Linked DNA regions of Homo sapiens: region 1 is linked to region 2. A link is a loop called in an ENCODE intact Hi-C map of the cell type or tissue named here. Cell type or tissue: left ventricle myocardium inferior. All regions are shown on one strand. Each heading gives the region's core, and the rest is flanking DNA. Links, peaks and the distances in the headings are about the cores only.

Region 1 (10,861 bases), core at 1,649-9,648, 58 kb after region 2:
AGGTCTGCAGAGAATTGTAGAATTTTTTGGTGTGAACCCCCACGCCCCACCACCACCACATTAGGAGCCAGTGGAGAAGGAAATGGAATCTTCCCTTTCGATCAAATAAGCCCCTTTTCTCTTGGAATTGCCCTTTGATTTTTCTCAGTGTTAGTCTTTCTTTTAAAATCTTTAATATTTTCCTGATTACACCTAATACATATGTATTGTACAAAGTATAAGTTGACCATAGTCTGCTCCTACTCCTGCTCAAGGTTGTTTGTTTGTTTTGTTTTGTTTTGTTTTGTTTGAGATGGAGTCTTGCTGTGTTGCCCTGCCTGGAGGGCAGTGGTGCAATCTTGGCTCACTGCAACCCTCCGCCTCCTGGATTCAAGCAATTCTTCTGCCTCAGCCTTCTGAGTAATTGGGATTACAGGTGCCCACCACCACAGCCAGCTAATTTTTGTATTTTTAGTAGAGAAGGGGTTTTGCCATGTTGGCCAGGCTGGTCTCGAACTCCTGGCCTCAAGTGATCTGCCCACCTCAGCATCCAAAAGTGCTGGGAAAAAAGTGTGGGGATTACAGGCACCTGGCCTCAAGGTTGTACTTTAATTCATATGAGACTTTGGAAAAAGTACAGGTTTCTCCTGTACAAATTGTTGGCAATGTGTCCTTTTTTCACCTTAAAATGCCTGGAAATCTTTCAGATAAGCTTTTTAAAAAAGCTTTTTTTTAGGTGTAATTTACATACCACAAAATTCACCCATTTTTAAGTGTACAAGTTAATGATTTTTCGTCCCCTTGTGCAACCATCACAACTCAGTTTTAGAACATTTCTATCACCCCCAAAAGTTCCTTCATGCCTATCAAAGCTTTTTAAAGGGTGCGTTTTTGTGGATAATTACAATCATGAGTAACAAGTCCCAGAAATGTCCATTTTGCCTGGCTTCCTTTTGCTGCCGGCAGGCAAAAAGAAAATTGCAAAAGCCCATCAACAAATGTTGGAAGAAAACACCATAAGCTGATCAACAGCTGTCTGCTAAAAATAGTTTATTCATGCTCTCCAGCTTTTAGTGAATGTCAGCCAAGTGCCAGGCATTGGTTAAGTCTGTTAGGGATATCAAGACAGGATAATAGCTTCCCCTGGAAGTAATTGGATATGAGTTCAATAGTATACAACCTCACTTAAAACAGTTTCCATATTCAATGGTTTGGGGTGGTAAAAGTGTGCCAGGTGGGTGTGATATTTGGACTTCCACTTCCAGAACTGAAGATAAACAGGGGCTAGATTTACTTTCCCACATAAACAACCAAAATACGGATCCCCAAAATGTAACAAATGGTCTTTAAGACACCGGATATCACGCAACAAAGGACAGAAATCCCTGAAAAAAGTACAAATGGCTGGGCGCGGTGGCTCACGCCGGTAATCCCAGCACTTTCGGAGCCCGAGGCGGGCGGATCACGAGGACAGGAGTCCGAGACCAGTCTGGCCAATATGGTGAAACCCCGTCTCTACTAAAAATACAAAAATTAGCCGGGTGTGGTGGTACACGCCTGTAGTCCCAGCTACTCGGGAGGCTGAGGCAGAAGAATCGCTTGAACCCTGGAGGTGGAGGTGGCAGTGAGCTGAGATCGCGCCACTGCACTCCAGCCTGGGCAACAGTGCCAGACTCCGTCTCAAAAAAAAAAAAGTACAAGTGAAGTGAGCCCTATTATTGCTCCAGCTTACTGCCTTGAGGGTTTCCAGGCTCTACTGCAAGAAGAGCAAAGTGAGGAAGGGCCTGGTGGAATCCCGGAGCTGAGGAGACAGAGCTGAGTCCAGGGAGACCAAGGTAGCCAGATGGAAAGGACAGAGTACCAGAGAAAGAGAGTTGTTCAGACAGAACCCCAGAGATCTGTAAAAGGTCCCCGCCTCTAGCATTCAGCAGAGTACTGTTCAGGATACATATGTAAGAAAACTACACAAGGCTGGGGAAAGAACCACGTAAAAGGATTACTACAGCGATTCCTAACCTTTTTGGAGTTTCGGGATGAAACTCTTCCACCTCAGTTCATCAGACGTTCGTTAGATTCTCATAAGGAGTGGGCAACCTAGATCCCTCACGTGCACAGTTCACAATAGGGTTTGTGCTGCTATGAGAATGGAATACTGCTGCTGATCTGACTGGAGACAGAACTCAGGCAGTAATGCTCGCTCGCCTGCCACTCACCTCCTGCTATGCGGCCCGGCTCTTAACAGACCACCAACTGGTACTAGTCCGCGGCCTGGAGACTGGGACCCCTGGATTAGAAGGAATAGTGCCTACTCCTATGATCCAGATTGGAAAAACTCGTAATGTGTGGGGCATTGGAAAGAGTACTTATGAAGGTCTTGCCTCAGGGGAATAATTAGCCCTAGAGTTGGCATTGCTCTGGTCCTGCCTAACAAATCTTTTTTTTTTTTTTTTTTTTTTGAGACACAGTCTCACTCTGTTGTCCAGGCTGGAGTGCAGTGGCATGATGTCCGCTCACTGCAACCTCCACCTCCGGGATTCAAGTGATTCTCCTGCCTCAGCCTCCCGAGTAGCTGGGATTACAGGCATGTGCCTCCACGCCCAGCTCATTTTGTAATTTTAGTAGAGATGGGGTTTCTCCATGTTGGTCAGGCTGGTCTTGAACTTCCGACCTCAGGTGATTCGCCTGCCTTGGCCTCCCAAAGTGCTGGGATTACCGGCGTGAGCCACAACGCCCAGCAGTTAAAGACTTTCTAACAACAAAAAGCTTAATACTTTTTTTTTTTCTTTTGAGATGGAGTCTCTCTGTCGCCCAGGCTGGAGTTCAGTGGCGCAATCTCGGCTCACTGCAACATCTGCCGCCCAGGTTCATGCGATTCTCCTGCCTCAGCCTCCCGAGTAGCTAGGATTACAGGTGCCTGCCACTGTGCCCAGCTAATTTTTGTCGTTTTTATTAGAGATGGGGTTTCACCATCTTGGCCAGGCTGTTCTTGAACTCCTGACCTCGTGATCCACCTGCCTTGACCAGCCAAAGTGCTGGGATTACAGGCGTGAGCTACCGTGTCGCTGGATACTTTTTTTTTTTTCGAGATGGAGTTTTGCTCTTGTGGCCCAAGCTGGAGTGCAGTGGTGCCATCTTGGCTCACTGCAAACCCCGCCTCGTGGGTTCAAGCAATTCTCCTGCCTCAGCCTCCCGAGAAGTTGGGATTACAGGCGCCCACCACCATGCCTGGCTAATTTTTGTATTTTTAGTAGAGATGGGGTTTCACCATGTTGGCCAGGCTGGTCTCAAACTGCTGACCTCAGGTGATCCCCCCGCCTCGGCCTCCCAAGTGCTGGGATTACAGGCTCGAGCTACCACACCCAGCCAGCTTGATATTTTTAAGCCCATTATTTCCAATATTGTGAATTCTCAGATTTTCAAGTAATAAAATAAGCAAAATGAATCCTTAATAAAAATTCTATCTTGGCAACGCTATTTGTCATTTCCATCCTATGACTTTCTCTTCATATGTAACTGAAATTTCATAAATATTAAGAAATTGTTGTTTGGGCATAAGAATCAGATATGGAAAGGAGGCAATTGTGCTATTAACCGTGTCACTTAGGGCTACTGCTATTTGAGGCGTGCATCACACCAGCAGAATCATATACACCTGGGAGCTTGTCAGAACTGCAGAAATTCTCAGGACCTGCTCCAGACCTAATGAATCAGAATATACAGTTTAACAAGGTTCCTGGCCGGGCGCGGTGGCTCACGCCTGTAATCCCAGCACTATGGGAGGCCGAGGGGGGTGGATCACGAGGTCAGGAGTTCAAGACCAGCCTGGCCAAGGTGGTGAAACCCCGTCTCTACTAAAAATACAAAAATTAGCCGGGCGTGGTGGTGTGCGCCTGAAATCCCAGCTACTCAGGAGGCTGAGGCAGGAGAATTGCTTGAACCCGGGGGGCAGAGGTTGCAGTGAGCCAAGATCGCACCACTGCACTCCAGCGTGGGTGACAGAGTGAGACTCCGTCTTAAAAAAACAAAAGATTGCTAAGTGGTTACTACACACATTTGAGAAGCACTGGCCCTCTCCATGCAATACATTGAGCAAATACAGTCACATGTCACATGATCTTTAGTCAACAACAGACTGCATATAAGACAGTGGTTCCATCAGATTACAATATTGTATTTTTATTGTACCATTTTTAGTGTACCCTTTCTATGTTTAGATACAAAAATACCAACCATTGTGTTACAATTGCCTACAGTATACAGTACAGTAACATGCTGTAGAGATTTGTAGCGTAGGAGCAGTAGGCTGTATCATATAGCCTAGGTGTGCAGTAGGCTATACTATCTAGGTTTGCGTAAGTACACTCTATGGGCAGGACTCAGTGGCTCATGCCTGTAATTCCAACACTTTAGAAGGTCAAGGCAGGAAGACTGCTTGAGCCCAGAAGTTGGAGACCAGACTGGGCAACAGAGGGAGAAACCCTGTCTATACAAAAAAAATTAAAATTAGCCGGCTGTGGTCTAGACATGGTAGCTCAGGCCTGTAATCCCAGCACTTTGGGGGGCTGAGGCAGGTGGATTGCTTGAGACCAGGAGTTCGAGACCAGCCTGAGAAACATAGCAAGACCCTTTCTCTATAAAAAGAAAATTAAAATATACAAAAATATATAATTTAATTTTAAAAAATTAGTCTGGCATGGTGATGCAGGCCTGCAGTCCCAGCTACTCAGGAGGCTGAGGCAGAAGTATCACAGCAGATCGAGGTTGCAGCGAGCTGTCATGGCACCACTGCACTGCAGCCTGAGCGACACAGCAAGACCCTGTCTCAAAAACAAAACAAACAAACAAAAAAACTCTATGATATTCCAATGATAGATTCACCTAAGATGCATTTCTCATATCTCTGTTAAACAATGCATGACTATAATTTCTCCGGTCATGTTTCCTTATGTCTGAAAACAAAGGGCACTGAAACCTGTTTGTTCACTTTAGTTCACAGGCTGATTAGAAAAGTAAGTAAAATCCAATCCAAATATAAATTAAATACACGTGAAATACCAAACCCTCTAGTAAACAGCGAGCTACATACAAGTCCCAGACACTCCACGACCGTTTCTAGATTGAAAATCCTAGGCCAGGCGCAGTGGCTCACACCTGTAATTCCAGCACTTTGGGAGGCCGAGGTGGGTGGATCACGAGGTCAGGAGTTCAAGACTAGCCTGGCCAAGATGGTGAAACCCCGTCTCTACTAAAAAAAAAAAAAAAAAAAAAAAAAAAAAAAAAAAATTAGCTAGGCGTGGTGGTGGGCGCCTGTAATCCCAGCTACTGGGAGACTGAGGCAGAGAACCCGGGAGGCAGAGGTTGCAGTGAGCCGAGACCGCGCCACTGCACTCCAACCTGGGCGACAGAGCGAGACTCCATTTCAAAAAAAAAAAAAAAAGAATATTTAAGTCTTTTCACTTCTGGGAATACACACACACACACACATATATATTTAATCGAAACACGTTACCTTTCACTCAACAACTATTCAAGACAGAAACCATTTCGGGTAAGCAGACTCCTACAGGGTCCCTACTGCACATTTCTCATCGGTGGTCAAAGCAACAAAACGTGAACTAAGCCACAGGGTAGCTGCAGGAAGCTCTATGCCTGGGACCACTACAGGCAGGCACTAGTTTCCCTGTCCACCACTGCCCGAAATGGAGTCGGGCCCGGTTCTCCTGAGCTGAGCAGGCCAAAGCAGGGAGTCCGTGAGTGGACCGGGCATAGCCAGAGCGACGCCGCAGCACCCCAGCCGCAGGGTCAGCCCCAAAAGCAGCAGGGCCCGCTTGATCGCGGATGCCGGGACGCCCTCGTGCAAGCCTCGAAGGGGGGCTGCCACCCCGAACATTCGCCAGAACGAAAGCGGCAGCCAGGAGAAGCCCTCGCAGGTGCTGTAGGGATCCAAGCGCTTGAGCTGAGTCCGAAACTCGCACAGCAACCTCGGGAGGATAAACTCCAGCAACCAGAATCGGGTTGGCGTCGCCTAGCAACCAGGAGCCAAATGCGCGGACGCCAGGCATTGGCCTGCACGTGTCACGTGAGCCAGCGCCGCTGCCCAGTGGGAGATTACGCCGCAGGCACGTGATGCGGCGCAACCGCCCTTTGGCAGAGCTTTTCGCGAAGGCAGTTGTGGCTCTGAGCGCATAGGCGAGGCATTCCTGGGGTTTGCGCCGTATCCTTTTACAAAGTCCTGGCTTTGGCTGGTGCGACCAAAGAAAGGAAACCGGCGCTTGAGACTTGTCTGGGCTGGCTATGGTGAAGCAGTGAAACGGTGCAGAATTGTGTCAATGAGGCTAGTTCAGTTGTGCAAGAGCATTTCCTCAAAGTAAGACAGAAGCTTTTAGTTACGTCAACACCTGCTAATGTTAGGCTGGCCAGAAATTTCCTGACAAATAATGGGTGAAGGTCGGGCGTGTGGTCGCTCATGCCTGTAATCTCAGCGCTTTGGGATCACTTGAGGTCAGGAGTTCGAGACCAGCTTGGCCAACTAGGCGAAACCCCATCTCTACTGAAAGTACAAAAATTAGCCGTGTGTGGTGGCGCGCATCTGTAATCCCAGCTACTCTGGAGGCTGAGGCAGGACAATCGCTTGAACCCAGGAGGCAGAGGTTGCAGTGAGCTGAGATCACGCCACTTAAAAGAAACGAAACTTTGCTGGTGACCATGTGGTGATGAAACTGAGCGTTTTGGAGCGCAGCAAGGTGACTCCCCATGTAATTAGTATAGACAGAGAGTTTGTGCTCTAAAGGTTAGAAATAAATGTTTTCGGCCTGGTGGCTCATGCCTGTAATCCCAGGACTTTGAAAGGCTGAGCCAGGCGGATCACCTGAGGTCAGGGTTCGAGACCAGCCTGGCCAACATGGTGAAACCCGTCTCTATTAAAGATACAAAAATTAGCCAGGCGGAAGAAGTCACTTAGCTCTTCGCTGGTTGTCACACGTCCGGAGGCCGAGCCGTCGCGTACCTAGGATACCTGGAAGCCGAAGCCACACCTCCCGCATGGCCCCTCCGGCCAGCCGGGCCCCTCAGATGAGAGCTGCACCCAGGCCAGCACCAGTCGCTCAGCCACCAGCAGCGGCACCGCCATCTACAGTTGGCTCTTCTGCTGCTGCGCCCCGGCAGCCAGGTCTGATGGCCCAGATGGCAACCACTGCAGCTGGCGTGGCTGTGGGCTCTGCTGTGGGGCACATACTGGGTCATGCCATTACTGGGGGCTTCAGTGGAGGAAGTAATGCTGAGCCTGCGAGGCCTGACATCACTTACCAGGAGCCTCAGGGAACCCAGCCGGCACAGCAGCAGCAGCCTTGCTTCTGTGAGATCAAACAGTTTCTGGAGTGTGCCGAGAACCAGGGTGACATCAAGCTCTGTGAGGGTTTCAATGAGGTGCTGAAACAGTGCCGACTTGCAAACGGATTGGCCTAATCAAGAAGTTCAACCTGGAGAGATGGAAAATCAGCTCTCATACTAATTAATTTAGTATAAAAATAGAATTGGTAGTGAGGGTATAAAGTGTAAGCATCAGTTAAACTTCTCCTGTCATTCCTAGCTTCCTTGCTTCAGAATTGAAATGGAAGGGAGGGTGTTCCTACTCTGTAGAATCTGGGACTGGGCAAATGTTTGTGTGGCCTCCTTAAACTAGCTGTTATGATTTTATTCTTTGTGAGTTAATTAGAATAAAGTCATTTTCTTCCAAAAAAGAAAAAAAAAATAGCCAGGCATGGTGGTGCACGCCTTTAATCCCAGCTACTAGGGAGTCCGAGGCAGGAGAATCGCTTGAACCTGGGAGGCAGAGGTTGCAGTGAGCCGAGGTGTGCCACTGCACTCCAGCCTGGGCAACAGGATGAGACTCCGTCTCAAAAAAAAAAATAATAAATATTTTCACTCCACAACTGTCTTCCAATTTGGAGAGTCTGCCGTTTACTAGCTATGTGAACTCGGGTACATTAATTAAAATCCCCATGCCTCAGTTTCTTTATCCATGAAATGGGAATGATTACTCACAGTTCCTGTCTCTGAGGACTTCTAGAAGGATGAAATGAGGTCTTACATGTAGCAATATAAACTGGTGGTGAGGACTGAGCTTGAGTCAGATTACCTGCTTTGAATCCTTGTGCCGTCATGTACTGCTTGTGTATCCTTAGACAAGAGACTGTCCCTCCTCTATCCTTCAGTTTCATCTGTAAAATGAAGATAATACCTCCTAGGATTTCTGTGAGAATTAAGTGACTCAATACACATAAAGTGCTTAGAAGAGTGTCCGGCACAAAGTCAATATTTGGAAATGTTAGCAATCATTTGGAAGGTGCTTGACGCACAGCGTTGATCGATAAATGGGACCTATTCTTCTTGGTAGCACTGCTGGTCTAGAGCAGGATTCTGGTTTCTGAGCTCTCCCTGCTCTCAACCTCCACTCCACCCCATCCTGACTTAAAATTAAGGACTGGAAATATCTCTAGCCATTTATGGTCACAGGTAATGGAGGTTCAAAGTGTGTCTCATAGAGTGATGAGAAAAGTAGGAGTCTACACTCTGAGCCAGATCCCAAGACGCTATTGAGCAGAGTCCAAAAGGGGTGAGGCCCAAGAGGAAAGCAGCTGAGGGGCAGAGCTGTGGGAACTCTGCTACAGAAGTGATTCTCTTAAGAGAGGCAGGGGGTGGTGGGGAGAGTTCAGTGAGCAGAACTGTGAGCAGGCGGGTCTGCCACAAAAGCTTGTTGGATCTAGGTGGGAGGGTGTTGTAAAATATCCTAAATCCAACCCTAACCCATTCCAAGGAGTTGAATCTTGGATCTGAATCCTAGTACAACACAGAGTACTTCTTGGATACTGGGATTTATTGATCGTGTATCATTTCTTGGGTTTACTTTCCCTCAACTCAGAAGTCATTCCTCCCTCTCCCTCATTCTCCAGGTCCAACCCATTGGCAAGTCCTGTTGACTTTTCAAAGTATCTCTCTAATTCACCTGCTTCTCTCTCTTTTGTCACCACCTTTCTAGCCCCATTAACATTTTTGTGTTTCTCCTTTTGCCCGGTACAACCCATTCTCAACAGCCAGTGTGAACTTTTCAAAACTAATTTTTAACAACTTTATTGAGATTAAATCACATATCACAAAATCACCCATTTAAAATGTACAATTCAGCCGGGCGCAGTGGCTCACGCCTGTAAACCCAGCACTCTGGGAGGCCAAGGTGGGTGGATCACCTGGGGTTGGGAGTTCAAGACCAGCCGAACCAACATGGAGAAACCCTCTCTCTACTAAAAAATACAAAAGAAGCCGGGCATGGTGGCACATGCCTGTAATCCCAGCTACTAGGGAGGCTGAGGCAAGAGAATCACTTGAACCCAGGAGGCGGAGGTTGCAGTGAGCCGAGATCGCGCCACTGCACTCTAGCCTGGGCAACAGAGCAAGACTCTGTCTCAAAAAATAAATAAAATGTACAATTCAGTGGTTTTTGGTATATTCACAGGTGTGTATAACAAACACCACAAATCAATTTTAGAACATTTTCATTACTCCAAAAAGATATTCTATACCCATTAGCAGTCACTTCCCATATACTGCCATCCCCCGATTCTCCACAAGCCCTAGGCAACCACTAATAAACTTTGTCTGCCAGGTGCGGTGGCTCACACCTGTAATCCCAGCACTTTGGGAGGCTGAAGCAGGTGGATCATCTGAGGTCAGGAGTTTGAGACCAACCTGGCCAACATGGTGAAACCCCTTCTCTACTAAAAATACAAAAAATTAGTCAGGCGCAGTGGTGGGCACCAGTAGTCCCAGCTAATCGGGAGGCTGAGGCAGGAGAATGGCGTGAACCCGGGAGGCGGAGCTTGCAGTGAGCCGAGATCACGCCACTGCACTCCAGCCTGGGCAACAGAGCAAGACTCCATCGCAAAAAAAAAAAAAAAAAAAAAAAAAATTACCTGGGCGTGGTGGCAGGTTTTATTTTTTTTCCTCAAAAATAAATAAATAAATAAAATAAACTTTGTCTCTTATGGACTGCCTTTTCTGGATATTTCATATAATTGGACTCATACAGTATATATCTCTTGTTACTGGCTCCTTTAACTTAGCATAACATTTTCATGGTTAATCTATGTGATAGTATATATCAATACTTTTATTTTAATTTTTTTAAAGGGGCTTTCCAGTGAAGACCAGAAAACCTGCTAAACAAATTCTTTTTTTTTTTTTTTTTTTTTTTTTGAGATGGAGTCTCACTCTGTCACCCAGGCTGAAGTGCAGTGGCACGATCTTGGCTCACTGCAACCTCTGCCCACCGAGTTCAAATGATTCTCCTGCCTCAGCCTCCTGAGTAGTTGGGATTACAGGCACCTGCCACTGCACCCGGCTAATTTTTTGTATTTTTAGTGGAGATGGGGTTTCACCATCTTGGCCAGGGTGGTCTTGAACTCCTGACCTCGTGATCAACCCGCCTCGGCCTCCCAAAGTGCTGGGATTACAGGCGTGAGCCACCGCGCCTGGCCCTGCTAGACAAATTCTAAAAGAACTGTAGCACTAATACTTCTTTTTCGGTTGCCAAATAATATTCTTTTATATGGATATACCACATTTTATTTATCCATTCATCAGTTGATGGATACTTGTTTCTACTTTTGGCTATTACGACTAATGCTGCTATGAACATTTATGTACAAGTTTTTGCGTGGATATATATTTTTATTTTCTTGGGTATATTTTGGGGGGTAGAATTTCTGGATCATTTGGTAACTCTTTGTCTAAGTTTGTTTGCTTGTTTATCTGTTTTTTAAGACAGGGTCTTGCTCTGTTTCCCAGGCTGGAGTGCAGTGGTGCAAGCTCGGCTCACTGCAAACTC
Region 2 (10,861 bases), core at 1,447-9,446:
AGCAAAACTCTGTCTCAAAAAATAAAATAAAGTGGCCGGGCATGTTGGCTCATGCCTGTAATCCCAGCACTTTGGGAGGCCAAGGCGGGTGGATCACCTGAGGTTAGGAGTTCGAGACCAGCCTGACCAATGTGGTAAAATCCTGTCTCTACTAAAAATACAAAAATTAACTGGGCATGGTGGTGTGTGCCTGTAATCCCAGCTACTGGGGAGGCTGAGACAGGAGAATTGCTTGCACCAGGGAGGCAGAGGTTGCAGTGAGCTGAGATTGCGCCACTGCAGTCTGGCCTGGGCGACAGAATGAGACTCCGTCTCAAAAAAAAAAGAAAAGAAAAAAACCACAAATGTAAAACACCAAATATTTATCATTCTTTATTCTATTTCTCCAACCACAGCCTCCCACGTAGCTAGGACTAGAGGCACACACGGGCATGCCCAGCTAACTTTTTTTTAGACTCATCACGTTAATCGTCACAGATCCCAGAGCCAGACTTCCTGGGTTCAGATCCCATCACCGTCACTTGCCAACTCTGTCACCCTGGGACTTCACCTCTCCATGTCTCAGTTTTCTTATAGGTAAAATAGAGATGGTGAAGATTGGTCTTAAACTCCAGGAGATACGAAAGAGATGGTGAAGGCTGGTCTTAAACTCCTGGTCACAAGCGATCCTCCCGCCTCAGCCTCCCAAAGCACTGGTATTACAGGCATGAATCACCGTGCCCAGCCAACTTTTCAGTTTCTAATTCAGGTTTCTGTGTGCGCTCGGTCTGGTATAACGTATACTGAATGGCACAGTTACTAGAAAGGCATATTTCCCAGGATCAGTTCATAAATTGGCATTCAATCTATATAGCAATCCCTGGTAAGGTCATTTAGGGTGAGTCAGTCACTGAGAAATTGATCCCTCTAATGTTCAGAACCTGGGGCAGAACTGGTCATTGGAGGCAGTAAGAAGTCCAGGCTTTGTGGTCAGCTAGAACTAGATTCAGATCCTGGTTCCACTGCACACAAACCATGATGCCTCACCCTCCCCCAGCTTCAGTTTCCTTAGCCATAAAGATAGCAATACTTACCTTGCAGAATGATTGTGAGTATGAAAAGTATAATGTATATAAAGCTCTAGGTGTGCTAAAGAAGGCACTCAAGAAGTGATAATCCCTCCCTTGGGCCTTTGTCTTGTAGCCAGTTGACCTCCCTAGGTGATGTCTCTTCTGTCTTTACGAATGACCAAATCTCCCAATGTATGTGCCTGCTTTATTCTTTTTCTTTCTTCTGCTCATATAATTCTCTGTATGCTTCCATTTATTGACATTGTTCCATAGTTATTTTTAATGACTGCAGTGTGATATAGTATACTGTACTTGGCTCTAGAGAAGAGCCAAGAATCCAATTTGGATTCTTGTTCTGCAATTCTGTCAGCTCTGCAACCTGGAAAAAGTCACTTTACCTCTCTGAACCTCTCTCTGTATCTGTAAAATGAGGGAAGCGGACTATACAATTCCTAAGGCTCCTCCTTTCCTGCCCTTGAGAGACTGCAACAGTCAAAGTCAGGTAGCCTACAGAGAGCTTGGTTTAGTCTGCTCAGCAGTTTTAAAACATTAAGTTTGGGATCCCTGCCATTTACTCAGCAATTTCATTTTAGGAATTTACTAATTAGAAAATAAGCGCACAAGAGCACAAAGATGTATGCACAAAGATGTATGTACAAAGATGTACAAGGATGCCCGTCAGCATTCCTTATAATGTTAAGAATTAGGCTAAAAGCAACTTTAATATTGTGCTTTATAATAAGAAATATATGTATATTTTGGTGTTTGTTCCCAGTTCCTGGCACAGATCTCCTAACACCCTTGAGATTGCCTGATCAATAGGGGTGCTAAGATAATCTTTTGCTCTCGTATTTGATCTTTGACTCTGATTCCTGAGATGGAGCACCTAATCCTTGGAATTTCCTGCAGGATGGGAGCATCTTTTGTTCTATTGAGGCGACTCTTAGTGGGCCCCTGTGTGGGAGCTGGTCACCAGAAAAAACAAACCATGATTAGAAGTTTGAAAGTTTCACCCTCATCCTCCAGAAAGAGGAGAGGGGCTGGAGATTGAGTTAATAATTGATCACGCCTGTATGATGAAGCCTTCATAAAAATCCCTGAACTCTGGCTCGGTTTCCTGGGGGGTGGGCTCAGTCTACACCACCTCCCCTCAGCCAAGCCTACAGTAGAGGGCCCAGGCATCCTCCCGTATGGGAGAGGCGTTTGAGTAAGGAGCCTCACCTGGGGTGTCCTAGCCTCACATTTACTGGCAAAAAAAATGAACATATATATATATTTAATCCCTGAACTACTGGGTTTGAGAGTTCCCAGGTGGCTGAACACATGGAGGTGCCTGGAGGGTGGTGAGCCCTGGGAGGGCAGGATGCTCCCACCCTTCCATATACCTTACCATGTACCTCTCTTCCTTCTGGCTGATCATCTGTCTCCTTTGTAATATCCCTTATACCTAATGAGTAACCATAAGGAATGTTCCCCTGAGTTCTGTGAGCAGCTCGAGCAAGTTAGTTGAACCCAAGGAGGGTCATGGGACCCTTTGATTTATAGCCAGTTGGTTGGAAGTACAGGACACAACCTGGGACTTCTGGCGTCTGAAGTGGGAGCAGTCTTACGGGACTGAACCCTTCACCTGCAGGACCTGATGCTTCCTCTGGGTAGATAGTGTCAGAACTGAGTTGATACCCAATTGGTGTCTGCTGGAGGATTTATGGGGAACCCCCACCCCCACAGCGTGTGGTGTCAGAAGGGAAGCATTGAGTTGGGCATAGTGGCACGTGCCTGGAATCCCAGCTACTCAGGTGGCTGAGGCAGGAAGATCGCTTGAGCCCAGGAGTTTGAGACCAGCCTGGGCAACATAGTGAGACCCCATCTCTTACACAATGAGTGTCAGGGAAAGCATTGTGTTGAGTGTGAGTAGGAAAAACAGGTTGGTTTTTCCTCTCTCACAACTTCAGTGTGCAACAATAAATGAATTAAATAGATTGATGGCCCAGTTTCAGTGAGCTCCTACTATGTGCCAGGCTCTGGTCTGGTGTTGGGGATACATCAGTGGACTACAAAGGGATCCCTATCTTCATGAGGCTTACATTCTAGAAGGGGAGACAGACAATAAACAATTGACAGAAGGAAAGTGGGTGGTACCTTAGAAGATGGTAAACGCTGTGGAAAAAGTTAAAGTGAGCAGGTTGTGTGTGGACCCTGAGTGTGGGGAGTACTGTTTTAAATATGGTGCCAAGGTAGGCCGCATTCAGGACTTGAAGTTGGTAAAGAAGTCAGCTACGCAGAAGTCACGGAGATGCACACTTCAGGCTGAAGGAACAGCCAAGGCCCTGAGGCAGGAGCATCCACTGTCTTCATAGCACAGCAAGGACGCTGGGGACTGGCGCAGGCTGTTGGAGGAGTGGAAGAAGAGGGCATGGGGAACCAGGGGCCAAACACAAAGGGTCTTGTTGGCCTCTGTGAGGATTGTGCATTTTATTCCAGCTGAAATGGGTCTTTGCAGGGTTTGGGCAGAGGAGTGATGTGATCCATTTTTATGTTTTAGGAGGAGCAGCCTGGCTGCTATGTTAAGAACAGACTGTCAGGAGACAGGGAGAAATAGGGGGAGAGCATTTAGGATATTATTGCAGCAACATAGGCAGGAGAGATAATGATGACTCAGAGCAGGGCATATAATGAAAGTGATGAAAAACAGTTGAATTCCAGACATTTTCTAAAGAGAAAACCAACAAGACTTGCCGACAGATTGGATGTGGGGTGCAACAGATAAGAGAAGCCAAAGATGACGCTTACAGTTTTTGCCCTGAGTAACTGGAAGGATGGAGCTGTCATCAACTGAAATGGCAAAGACGTGGGTAGGACAGGTCTGTGGGAGGAGATTAGGGGTTCGTTTTTGGAAATGTTAAGCTTGAGAAGTCTAGTAGACATCCAAAAGAAAATGTACATTTATCGGCCTTTAATATTGAATGTGTCTCCAGTGTTAGCAGAGTAACTGGCCCTCCAAATATATGGTTGGATGAAAGAACAAGAAAAGTTGTTCAAGTATTAAGTGAAATAAGTATGAGATGACCCCATTTTGTTTTATGTATATGCATACACACACACACACACACACACACACACACACACATTTGTAACTCTTCTTACATATTGCCAGATTGCTCTACAGAAAAACTGAACCAATCTAGAATTCCAGCAGTGAAAGAATGCTAGACAGTCTATTAGGAAAGACATCTCCTATGAGGTCGGGATTTCAATTTCACACCAAAAAATTACTTAGCACTTTTTCCAGCTGCCATGGAGACATAAAAAGGCTTCATTTGGATCTTCCATTCTTTTCAGGTGTAGGAATTGGCGTGGTCCATGCTGGGTATGAGAGACGCCTGGCCCATCACCTAGGGGCACACAGCACGCCCTCTATCCTAGGAATCATTAACGGGAAAATCTCCTTCTTCCACAATGCAGTTGTCCGTGAAAATCTGCGACAATTTGTAGAAAGTCTTCTTCCAGGGAACTTGGTGGAGAAAGTAAGTATCTGTCAAGGAAACTATGGCTGAGAAGTAGTTTAAGAGGTACCTAGGACTGTTAATTGCCCAGAACATTTTCTGTAGTCCTCTCAAACCTGAGTTTCATTGTGAGGAAGGCATGACACTTATTAATTAATTAATTACTCAAACTAAATCGTTTAAGTGAAGTCTGTAGGAGACTAATAATTGAAACAGATGAAGTACAGAGACTGAAAGAATTAATTCCTATTAATACCCATCTTGCAGAACTTACACTGTCATAGGAATCTGAGCCTAAAATGACAGTGCCTATTTTCTAAACAAAAAAATTAAATCACATGTTAGAAAGAATTAGGGATTTCTTTCTGGCTCATAAATTTGTTCATGTGAAGATATTTGTCTTTATGCAAATTTAATTATATTTGGTTATATGTTTAACGATCATATCTATGGAAAATGCCAGATTCCATGAAATCAAATATTATTTTTGAAACTTCAGAAACTTACAGTGACAATAATATGAATGAATTTCACAAAGAAAAGGTTGAAATAGAGAAGCCAGATAAAGTTCACATTGGTCTATTATTTCCATATTTAAGCACCTAATATGTTTTTTTCAATATCTTAATTTAGGGATCAAAGTAACTAGGAACGGACTCTCATTTTGCTTTAAATAATTCATTCTCTTAAGAATACAGGGAAAGTGAACATAAAAAATTTTCATCGTATTTCTACATGTGCTATTCCTAGACTGTCCTACTGGGATCATTATCTATAGGAGAAATATTTGTTGGAATTAACTTAAAAGTTTGTCAGAGAATATTGGAGGCTTCTAAAATGGTGATAGATTGTCCTGATAGATCCTCAAACATTTACATAAAATATCTCTTCTGTGCCCGGCATAGATTAACATAGCCGTTTCAAGCAGCTCCCAAGCGGGTGGTTATTTCCAGTATGTTGGAGCCCATCGTAATGAGTTGGGAAAGGCTTCCTGGCAGAAGTGACCCTTGGACCAGGTTGGGTTGCAGGCAGGCAGAAATCTGGAGACATGAAATAGCCCGCTTTGTAAGAAGTTTTCACTGGTGAGCAGCAGAGGAGGGGGATGGAGAGGTTATTAGGAATCTCCCTGTGAGGGCCTCAGAGCACCTTCACGCTCCTTTAAGGAACTTGGGCCTTGGCCCACATGGAGCCGTTGTAGGGGTTTGAGCAGAAGAGTGAAATGATCAAATTTGAGTTTTATATAAATCATTCTAGATGCAGTATGGAAAGATAAACTTTTTTTAACGACTAAGAAAAATTTCTAGCTAGATAATTTATTCATGTTTTTAATTTCTCTCAGGAATATTTTAAGATATCAGTGGAGGAAAGTAACAATTCAGATAACAATAAATGAAATTATATAATGTATAGAGGGGGTGGACCAGCTTATTTTTATTTACGCCGTTTAAAAAGAGCAAGCTGGCCTGGAGTGGTGGCTCATACCTGTAATCCCAGCACTTTAGGAGGCTGAGGTGTGAGCATCGCTTGAGTCCATAAGTTCAAGACCAGCCTGGGCAACATACTGAGACCCAATCTCTACAAAAAATGCAAACATTAGCCAGGCATGGTGCCATGTACCTGTAGCTCCAGCTATTCAGGAGGCTGAGGTGGGAGGATCACTTGATCCTGGGAGGTTTGGGAGGTTGAGGGTGCAATGAGCCATGATCATGCCACTGCACTCTAGCCTGGGCAACAAAGCAAGACCCTGTCTCAGAAAAAAGGGTGAGGGGCAAGCTGGGAGACTGAGGTGTGATAGATAGATGGGAGACTGAGGCATGATAGATAGATGATAGATAGATAGATAGGTAGATAGATAGATATTGAAAGGGGCAGTTGTGTGTTATTTTCTGCTGGCTAGTATATTAAGAAGTATACTCTGTAATTAAGCAAGAACCAACTCTGGAAGCTCAGTTTTTATAATATGGTCAGTAATTGTTTCAGACAGGATTATGATTTCAGTCTGTAAGAGTTCAATGAAAATATGAAATCAATATCACCATTCTTTTAATAGCTTTAGCCAAATGAAGACAAAAAGATTAGTTATCTGCATTTTTATTTTTTGCAATCTTTTACACTTACTTGATTTGTTTATTTTCTCCTGACTGGAGTATAATACAATTGTTAAGAATTAAATATTGAGACTAACATTCTATTTTCAATTTAAGGTTACAAATAAAAATTACGTCAGATTCCTCTCTGGCTGGCAGCAAGAGAATAAGCCTCATGTCCTTCTGTTTGACCAAACGCCCATTGTGCCACTGTTATACAAGGTACTTTCTATGCTAGGATAATGGTTTCTTTTTCTTTTCTTTTCTTTTTTTTTTTTTTTTTTTAGCAGAAAGTAATCTCTGAGTTGGAACTTATAGCCTATTTGTCTTTTTTGTAAGAAACAGTTTCATCCATGAGAAATGTTTGAAGACCAGAAATTTTACATAACCATCATACATTGAGTACTGATTAATGCCAGTTACTGTGTTAGTGCTTTCTATGCACATATCATGTAATCCTCAGAAGAACCCAGTGATGGAGATACTATCCCTGTTTCTTTTTTTTTTTTTTTTGAGACAGAGTCTCGCTCTGTCGCCCAGGCTGGAGTGCAGTGGCGCGATCTCCTCGGCTCACTGCAGCCTCCATCTCCCAGGTTCAAGCGATTCTTCTGCCTCAGCCTCCCAAGTAGCTGGGACTACATGTGCGTGCTACCATGCCCAGCTAACGTTTCTATTTTTAGTAGAGACAGGGTTTCACCATGTTGGCCAGGCTGCTCTCGAACTCCTGACCTTGTGACCCACCTGCCTCAGCCTCCCAAATTGCTGGGATTACAGGCATGAGCCACTGTGATGGGCTTTTTTTTTTTTTTCGGAGACCAAGTCTCACTCTGTTGCCCATGCTGGAGTGCAGTGGTGTGATCTAGACTCACTGCAACCTCCGCCTACCGGGTTCAAGCAATTCTTTCACCTCTGCCTCCAGAGTAGCTGGGACTGCAGGCACACACCACCACGCTCGGCTAATTTTTGTGTTTTAGTGGAGATGGGGTTTCACCATGTTGGCCAGGCTGGTCTTGCACTCCTGACCTCAAGTGATCCGCCCACCTCGGCCTCCCAAAGTGCTGGGATTAAAGGCATGAGCCACCACGCCTGGCCACTATCCCTGTTTGCATAGAGCAAGATACTGAGGCTTAGAGCAGTCATATAACCCACCCAAGTTCTCACTACAGCATGGTGAGCGCGATTCCCACTGACTTCAGACCTGCCCTGTGAATGATTCCCCCACTACACTCCCAGCCTACCTACACTCCCCACTACCTCTCATGTCACTGTGACATGAGACGGAGAGGAAGGTGTTATCAGTGGCATGGTCACTGCCATCTTACCTAATTACGGTACAGGTAATCCCCAAACTCATGCCTCCTGACCAGTACAGATTTCAAGAAGATCGTTATTTTGCTTTAGCTATGAAAAAGAAGAGAGTTGTTTGTATTTACTTTGTTGGTACAGTTTTTGCACATGGAACACCATAGAATGGAAGTATACAAGGATACGGAAGACCTAGTGGAGCTGTGTAAGCTGGCATGTACCTCTCTGCTCAGTGATGTGAAAAAGCCCTACTTGATTTGTCATTTACATCTTTGCTGTAGTTTTATTTTCTTCCTCTCTATTATGCCCTAACAGTTGACTGCCTTTGCATACAAAGATTATTTATCATTTGGATATGTATATGTGGGTTTGAGAGGGACGGAAGAGATGACAAGGCGGTACAACATCAATATCTACGCCCCTACCCTCTTGGTCTTTAAAGAACATATAAACAGGCCTGCCGATGTTATCCAGGTACGTGAGGGTCACCTTGGTTAAGATTTTCTTCACATTTTATCCCAAGATTTTATGTAAATAAACAGCAAAATTGAACAAAGTGGCTGAAGGAAAGGATCTTCCTTCAGATGCACAAAATTTTTTAATGAATTTTTTTATCTAACTTGGTACCGTTTGCTTTAAAATTTTTAATTTAAAACGTTTAAAAATTTTAGCACCTTTAAAGGGCTCCTGTTGGAAAACCAACAATCTTTTTCCAAAATGAATTTAAAAGTTAAATGTAAAACAGTAATAAAAAGGAATAAGAAGAAGCCACAAACTAACTGAGAGAATGTACAGATGAATATTTATCTGATCTTAAGGTAGGAAAGGGTTAAAAAGCATTGGGGAAAAATCTTGGAAAATCTTGATAACTTGACTCTAAATTTTATGTTTTTATGTAAATACTTTAAAATGTAAAGTTAAAAAACTGGGGGAATATTTATAACAAATATTAAAATGTTGATATTTTTAATTTCTAAAGAGCTTTTAATCAAGAAAATCATAAAATTCTGAGAAGACTAATAACCATTTTTAAAAATTAAATCTCACAAGTAATCAGAGAACATTAACCTTTTTTCACCCATCCAACTGTCAAAGATTTTCTAAGTTAAAATAGTACTGTTGAGGGTATAGAGAAACAAGTACTATCTTGCTAGAGGCAGTCCACTCTAATGGCAGCTCAGGTGTCCTGTGAACACAGAAGGGTACCTGAAACCATGGAAACCAGATGGGAAAGTGGACCGTAAAGAAAGAAGAGCAGGTTTAGAAAGATAAGAACTTTGGCTGTGGACATACTGAATTAGAGCTGCCTGTAGGAAATAGAAGGGGAGAAGTCCTTTCTACAGTTGGGTATAGGAATCGAGATCTTAAGAAAAGCATACAGGCTGGGGATAGAAACTGGTGTATCATCAGTAAATGGTTAGTGGTTGAAGTCCTGAGTAGGGTAAGATCTTCCCGGCATAATACCGTAGTCTCCCCTGATCCACCCCACTTACCCCTTTTTCAGTTTCTGAGGTTTCAGTTACCCACAGTCAACCAGGTCCAAAACATAGGTGACTACAGTGCAAGAAGATATTTTGAAGCCGGGCGTGGTGGCTCACGCCTGTAATCCCAGCACTTTGGGAGGCCGAGGCGGGCAGATCACGAGGTCAGGAGATTGAGACCATCCTGGCCAACGTGGTGAAACCCCGTCTCTACTAAAAATACAAAAAATTAGCCGGGCGTGGTGGTGGGCCCCTGTAGTCCCAGCTACTCGGGAGGCTGGGGCAGGAGAATGGCGTGAACCCAGGAGGCGGAGCTTGCAGTGAGCTGAGATCACGCCGCCCACTGCACTCCAGCCTGGGCGACAGAGCAAGACTCCGTCTCAAAAAAAAAAAAAAAAAAAAAGATGTTTTGAGCGAGGGGGACCATGTTCACATCACTTTATTACAGTATATTGTTAGAATTGTTCTATTTAAATATTGTTGTTGTTAATCTCTTGCTGTGCCTAATTGATAAACTTTATCATAGGTATGTGTATAGGAAAAAAACATAGTTTGTATAGAGTTCAGTACTATGTGGTTTCAGGCACCTACTGGGGGTCTTGGAACGTATCCTCTGCAGTTAGGGGATGACTGCTGTATGTAAAGTAAGGCCAAGGAGGCCAAGGACAAAACTCAGAACAGCCACCGGCACACAAGACAAGGGGGTGCCTGATGGAGACGAGAAGGTGCTGCAAGTCAGGAAGAAAACAAATACCAGTGTCCGAATAGAAAAGAGAAGATAATCTCAATCCAGGGTAAATGGATGAGGATTTCCTAAATTGGTCTTTCGGAACAGTTTATAGTTCTGAGAATTATATTTATTTATCCCACTGGGGAAAATTGTAAATCAAATACATTTACAAAATTATTGGTAGAATGGCTGCTTTACCAGCTTGCTCTTTGTGGATATCAAGTGTATGCTTAACAAACTCAGTTTTCACAACAGCAGGTGGCTTAATGATCACTAGTAGCACCAGTGGTTTCCTGTTGCTCTAGGTAATTTGTTGTCATTGCTATATGGTATTTATGGCCATTATAATTTATTGAATCATTCTTCCGTTGGTGGACATTGGGGGCTTTGAGGAATAGTGTTGCAATGAATATCATAACCTAAGTACAGAGTTCTCTAGGACAGCAGTTTTCAGAATGTGGTTGATAGACTCCTGGGGATTCTCAAAGATCCTTCAAGAGAAAGTCTGTGAGATCATATCAAGACACGATTTGCCTTTTTCACTGTGTTGACATTTACACTGATAGTACCAAAGCAGTAGTGGGTGAAGCTGCCAGTGCCAGTGCATGAATCCAGGCAGGGCACCAGGCCACCTACCATCATTGTGTGCTTCACCCCCAATCACTCGCAGCAAAAACAAACCACTAGATTCACTTCATGTATTTTG

The links. Hi-C counts contacts between places; a loop is a spot of excess contacts. Peaks named below come from ENCODE experiments on the same cell type or tissue, not always from the same donor. Only the 100,000 strongest peaks of a DNase experiment are listed, where the experiment ranks them.
Region 1: a loop joins it to region 2, with 7 times the contacts of the local background. A loop is called at or near these places in 3 of 110 quality-filtered maps.

What each region holds. Positions count from the first base shown.
Region 1 is chr1:15,597,601-15,608,461 of GRCh38, forward strand. It overlaps LOC124903854 (a long non-coding RNA gene), which reads right to left and starts at 5,943. Exons shown (of 3, transcript XR_007065483.1): 1 at 5,489-5,943. It also overlaps the pseudogene CHCHD2P6, the pseudogene LOC124904764 and the pseudogene RNU7-179P. In left ventricle myocardium inferior, for the core only: no CTCF peak of the experiment used is centred there; a DNase peak (open chromatin) is centred at 6,021; H3K4me3 peaks cover 1,843 bases; H3K27ac peaks cover 1,591 bases.
Region 2 is chr1:15,540,011-15,550,871 of GRCh38, forward strand. DNAJC16 (DnaJ heat shock protein family (Hsp40) member C16) reads left to right here. Exons shown (of 15, transcript NM_015291.4): 5 at 4,389-4,573; 6 at 6,757-6,861; 7 at 8,260-8,418. It also overlaps SCARNA21B. Among named protein-coding and RNA genes, the nearest start is that of DNAJC16, 19 kb to the left of the region's middle. In left ventricle myocardium inferior, for the core only: no CTCF peak of the experiment used is centred there; no DNase peak of the experiment used is centred there.